Linked DNA regions of Homo sapiens: region 2 is linked to region 1. Evidence: chromatin contacts called from ENCODE Hi-C or POLR2A ChIA-PET data. All regions are on one chromosome and are shown on one strand. The core of a region is the stretch at or near the end of the contact, and the rest is flanking DNA. Distances in the headings are between cores, read along the strand shown. Region 1 overlaps THADA (THADA armadillo repeat containing). Region 2 overlaps THADA (THADA armadillo repeat containing).

Evidence for each region. Hi-C counts contacts between places; a loop is a spot of excess contacts on that map. ChIA-PET counts read pairs that join two places held with the same protein, here RNA polymerase II (POLR2A). Pooled maps may share reads with other maps.
Region 2: a map of aorta shows a loop between it and region 1 (2.7-fold over the local background). The contact joins two enhancer-like sites. A Hi-C loop is called at or near these places in 3 of 168 maps with a recorded cell type or tissue (aorta, ascending aorta and breast epithelium), 4 of 37 single-sample maps with no recorded cell type and 6 of 50 pooled maps. POLR2A ChIA-PET finds 5 or more read pairs at or near these places in 7 of 52 experiments (A673, AG04449, AG04450 and 4 more).

The regions. Positions count from the first base shown.
Region 1 is chr2:43,386,577-43,389,627 of GRCh38, forward strand. All of the region lies in intron 29 of THADA (THADA armadillo repeat containing), which reads right to left. Among named protein-coding and RNA genes, the nearest start is that of LINC01126, 160 kb to the left of the region's middle. Within about 2 kb of position 1,400, at least 3 of the 41 ENCODE cell types and tissues checked have a DNase peak (open chromatin) inside an H3K27ac peak, as active enhancers do.
Region 2 is chr2:43,312,195-43,314,908 of GRCh38, forward strand. All of the region lies in intron 31 of THADA (THADA armadillo repeat containing), which reads right to left. Among named protein-coding and RNA genes, the nearest start is that of LINC01126, 86 kb to the left of the region's middle. Within about 2 kb of position 1,382, at least 8 of the 41 ENCODE cell types and tissues checked have a DNase peak (open chromatin) inside an H3K27ac peak, as active enhancers do.

The sequences.
Region 1 (3,051 bases), core at 150-2,649:
AAGGTCCTTTAAAAAATAATATTAACATAATTACGGGCTGGGCACAGTGGCTCACGCCTGTAATCCTAGCACTTTAGGAGGCTGAGACGGGTAGATTACCTGAGGTTGGGGGTTCAAGACCAGCCTGGCCAACATGGTGAAACCCCATCTCTACTAAAACATACAAAAAATTAGCCAGGTGCCAGTGGCGCGTGCCTGTAATTCCAGCTACTCGGGAGGCTGAGGCAGGAGAATTTGCTTGAACCCGGGAGGCAGAGGTTGCAGTGAGCCGAGAGCATGCCACTGCACTCTCGCCTGGGCTACAGAGTGAGATTTCCTCTCAAAAAAAAAAAAAAAAAGCATAATTACTATCTCCGTCATGTATGTTCAGTACCCGTTAGATTTATCCACGAGTTTCCTTTCTGAGGTCTGAATCTGGGAATATGGACAAAGCTTTATGCTTAACTCAAAGAAAACATTTTTATGTTCTGGGTTAAGTTTTCAGTAGAACCTCTGTTTTTAGAGAAGATTCATTCACACAGCCTCTTGTCCCCCACCCAAGAGAGGATCAATGAAACAGACAGCAACTGTACCTAGCAATTCATCAGTGTTTCAAGTAAAGAAGTGAGAAAATTTTAATTATGTGTCATTTTCCGAAGCTTCCTTAGGTAAACAGAAACTAGAATGTTATGCTCTCTGACTCTGAGGAGGGCAGAATTCAGTTTCAACTATACATTATGAAAGTGGATGAGAGGCAGGTTGGAACAAGGACATGAAGCAAGCTATAAGAAGCTAGGATTTTAAAAGTGAGCTGGCTTATATGTTCATAACACTTTTCCAGTAGAAAGACAGAAAGAGAGGAAGGAAAGTGCCTCCTTAGTGACTCCAGTCTGAGTTTTGTATCCCCCTACCTTTTCATTAATGCCTATGCACAGCTCACTGTAGTATGCTGAGCCACAACTTCTGCCCGGGTCAGGAATGGTTTCTTTGGTGGTTGCTGGTATTTAAGAGCTGTATCACACCTTGTCCCACAGGATGATGGGGAAAATCCATAGGTACCATGGAACAAAGGTTCTCAACTAGGGGCAATTTTGCCCCCGCCTCCGCCCCCTGCCTCCCTAGGGGACATAGGGAAATGTCTAGAGACATTTTTGGTTGTTGTTGTCACAAATGAAGGAGGGGTGCTACCAAACACACCACATTGCACAACGCACACACCCACAACAAAGAATGTCAAGAGTGCCGAGGCTGAGAAGCCCTGCCACAAAAGCAAAGGGTGAAGTGGGTAGCAATACAGAGAAATGCAAGAATGTCATGAACAACAATATGGTCTAAAATAGGAAAAGAGTTTTATTACTTATTTAAACTTTCCTTTAAGCCTGTGTGTCAATTTTACTTCAGGCATCTGGGGTGGCTGCCAAATTGGCTATACTCAACCACAGTGCTTTTAAATGGTCAGCTGTGTCCTTAGTAACTCAAATACGTTGGGTGCCATAAATATATCTAAGAGCTATAGCACAAGTACATAAACGTGCAATCTCAAATATGCTATCCCAATAAAAACAAAGGTCTTACTTTTGGCCTATTCCATTTGCATATACTAAAAACAAATAACAACAAATAATACTATTTTTATTGGTTGGGAACCACCAAACAAATCCCTTCACATTATGGGACCACATACCATCAGATATTTTACAGGGATTCTAGGAAATGACAAAAGCCTGACAGTGTACCCACGGTGAGATGTTTTGTTGTGTTGCATAATTTTTAAAGTATATTCAGAATTATCGTCAGTCATATGAAGTCTCAGACAGTAAGAGTGGAATGGCTCGCAGGGGATGGAAAGCATATCTTCCAAGATGAAAAAAAAACTTGGAATGTGCTAGATTAATCTATCTAGGAGGATCCTGTATCTCCTTTCACTTTATGAACTTCAAATTTCTCCCTTCCCATGATAAAAGAGTCCTTTGTCTCAGACAGTGTGAGACACTGATTCCTCAAGTTTCCAGTGGGATCTGAGGGAGAGGATGTAATTCAAAACAAAACAGGTGCAAGGAATAACAACCTGATAGGCAAGAACTCTGCCCTTAAAAATTTGAGCTAATCTCAGCTCTTATAATCTTTAACATGATCTACAGGAAGGCAGAGAACACAGTGACTGACCGGAGGAACCTCTCTGTGAAATATGATAACACATAAAGTCAAAATTGCTGAAAATGGACTTATTTGTCTCATGCACTCACACATCAATAGGAATCCTCATGTTTTACAGTATTATTTCAATGTACAACATTAATTTTTTTAAACACATTTTTCTTTAGCTCAAGGTCTTTTACTCACCATCTACACCAGTGATTCTTACATTTTTAATCATAACCCCCTCACCCCCCGCCCGTAGCAGTGGTGGTGGCAGTAGCAGCAAGTATTAATAATAGCAACTAACATTTACTGAGCATTTACTATATACCAGAGACCTTGCTACCCACTTCCCGCATATTAACTCATTTAATCTTCGCAGCCACCCTATGAGGTCATTTTATTTTCCCATTTACAGAAGAAGTGGAGGCACAGAAATTAAGTAACTCACCCAAAATAACACAGCTAGTAAGCAGCAGAGCTAGGATCCAGAGGGAGACAAGCTGGCTCCAGAGTCCACTCTTACCTACTACCTGAAAGGACCTTTCTGAGCACATGCTCCCAGCTTTTGTGTACTTATTAACTTAGAAATTATATATTATTCTATTAATACATTATGTACATTACATATCAAATGTAAAATAATAGCTAAAAGCCAGGTACACCTGTAGTCCCATCTACTCTGGAGGCTGAGGCAGGGGGACCACTTGAGCCTAGGAGCTCAAGGCCAGCCTATGCACCATAGCGATACCCTAGTCTCTAACAATAACCATAATAATAATAAAACAGGATGCGATAAAAGAAATAACACACTAACGTATTCTTCCACATATATTATTGTCTTGCAAACCCCACTTTGAAGGCTACAGGCCTACAGAGCCCAAACTGCTTGGCCCGGCATTTGTGGTCTCTCACATGCTGACCTGCACCCAC
Region 2 (2,714 bases), core at 132-2,631, 74 kb before region 1:
GGTGACAAAGCTGCAAAAAAAAAAAAAAAAGAAATCACAGATGTTCTGAGACCCTAGTTGTTGACTAGAACGGTATTTCACTCCTGGGATGAAAATGTGGGTAGAAGGTTTCATGACACGGTTCTGCCACAGACACAACTCTCACATTATATGAGGCCTTTAACTTTGGTCACAGAAATGGACGGTGAATAAGGAGTCAGGAAAGCTCACCCTTTTCACTAACCAGCTGTGTAACCTTGGGTAAGTCACTTAAATTGCTATGATCTCTAAACTAAATTTCTAAAGAATTGTGGGCCTCTGTACTCAGCGCAAGGTTTGGAATTAACAGAGTAAACACCACGTTAACCTAGCAATCTAATAACATACCCTATATTATTCTGACTTCTGAAAGACAGCTAGGAAACATCTGTTATTTTAGAAGCTCACTGTTCCCTGGGAAAGATAATTTTGGCACAAGCAGCAGTTCAGATGACAGTTCCAGTGTTTTGGGGAAAACCAACTAATTTATTGACAACAAAGCCTGTTTTTTTTTTTTTTTTTTCCTCCTCCTTAAAATTTCATAGCTATAGGCCCAGAAATACAAAGTCCCCAGAAGACTCTAAAAATATGTTCTCAATTCCTTTTTATTTCCCACCCAGAGCTGAGAAAACAGCACCAACTGTGTCATATTAAACACATCTGCATCCAACACTGATAAAGTGCATGACCGAGGAACAGATAAGAATTGTTTTCAATTTGTTAAAATGGAAATAGTTAAATTTAACCTAATTAGACTAAATAATCAAAGCAGGTGTTTGTAAGATGCCAGTGTTTGTTTTCATTCTCTGTAACTGTTCAGCTATATTTCCCAGGAACTTAGGTAAAGGAAATTAATATGTCATAAAAATCACTGACCTATTTATTCATGTCACATATGTATTATTCATGTTTTAGGCAGTACAAATACAGGGCATTGTTGAACATTTCTCACAGATTTTACCATTTAAGCATCATCAACATCTAAGCTGGCCTGCAGAGGGGCTTATGTTACCTAACTTCCATTATATAAATACAAGCAGTAATAAATGAGAGCCTGTCTTCTAATCGTACACTGATCTACAGAGCGCACTGACTTGGCATTTAGACTATTTAGGGTTTCTGACTCCACTTGCACAAGCTGGTCACTTTTAAGACATTTAAAAGAAAAATAATAACAATAATAAAAGTTATATTCCAGTTAAAACAAAATGTTTATTGCACTTGGCAGAGTGATGAGATCTGAACTATAAATATCAACTAACAAAGAAACCACAAAATGTAGTCACCAGCAGCCTGGTATTAGGAAGTGTTTTGTGCAGTGGCCATAGGTCCACTTTCCAAGGGAAAAAGGGCAGGTGGCTGCCCGGGAGCAGTCAAGCGTGCTCTTTCTAATAACACGCTCCAGTCCTGGGTAGGCTCTCGTATTATTCCACACACCCTCAGGATGGGAAACAGAAACACAAGCAAGAAAGGCCCCATAAAAGCCTGTGACGTGGAAGCTCCTGAAAAGGGGGTCCCTTCTCTGTGGCCTGGGCATTCTGCAGCAGGGACAGAAGCCTGGGAAGTTGAGTCCACGAAGAGGGTTCTCGGACTCCCTTCCCTAAGCGAGTGACTGATGTTTCCTGACTCTGGCCCTGGTTGTGCCGTGAGGCCACAGTGAGGGCAGCTGGAGAGCTCAGGATCTGCCACCTTAGCACACATGGGATGTTAGGCACTTCTCGCTATGCCTCAGTTTCTGTGGTCTCATGAAGGAACATTAGTACTTTCTTCATTAATGCACATAAAATGCTTGGCAGTGCTTGGCATAGAGATAGATGCTCAATAAATGTTGGCCACTATTATTATAGCCCCCTACAAACAAGGAGGATGAGATTGAAAACAATGTTTCCTAAAAATGAGGGTATAATGGGCATCCTATCCATATTTCAGGGGTAGGAAAACAGCCTTCTGAGATCATTTATATGAAGGGTATGGATGGACAAATCCTTATCAGCCTAAAATATTCCTATCTATGATTGCTATGTCATTTCTTTAGGATTAATCAATCCTCTTCATGAGTCATATTTCAATATATTACACATACACATAATTATAAAAGAACCAAGTTGCATAAAATTTATAAAATGGAGACTAGGAAAGGAAAAACCCGCTCATAAAACCCAACAAGAGAGCTTAAAATGAAAGTCTGAAAGTGCAGGTAGGTATTTGTTTAAATACTTGGTAAAAGAAAATGTTCAATTCAGTAGCTGTGACAGACACAATTTTAAGGGGTGTGGGCATAAGAGAAACAGAAAGTCCATCTGTCAAAGGGGTAAATATTTAGTCAAGTCTTAGATAGTATTTCTGTAAACAGAAATTTCAATGGAAAATTTCCAACCTGAGAGCAAATAATTTAAGATGGGTTTAATATAAGAATTAAAGCTCTCGTCTCCATGTCGCTGCCCAGCCTGAGACCCAGCCCTCTGAGTCCTTGTGGCAGTTCGGCTTTTTCTTTCTTGTTCCCTCAACTACAACTGGACACTATAATTTTCTTTCCATTCCAGCAGGAAACTGATATATACTAACGATGACAGCTGGATTCAGAAGAGGAAAAAGAACACAGGGGACAGAGAGTCCTTGTGGGTTTAAAACTCAAAACAAAACCCCCAGATTTGAAAATTTTAAAACCTAGTTAATGGCTGAGGAAACCTCAAATG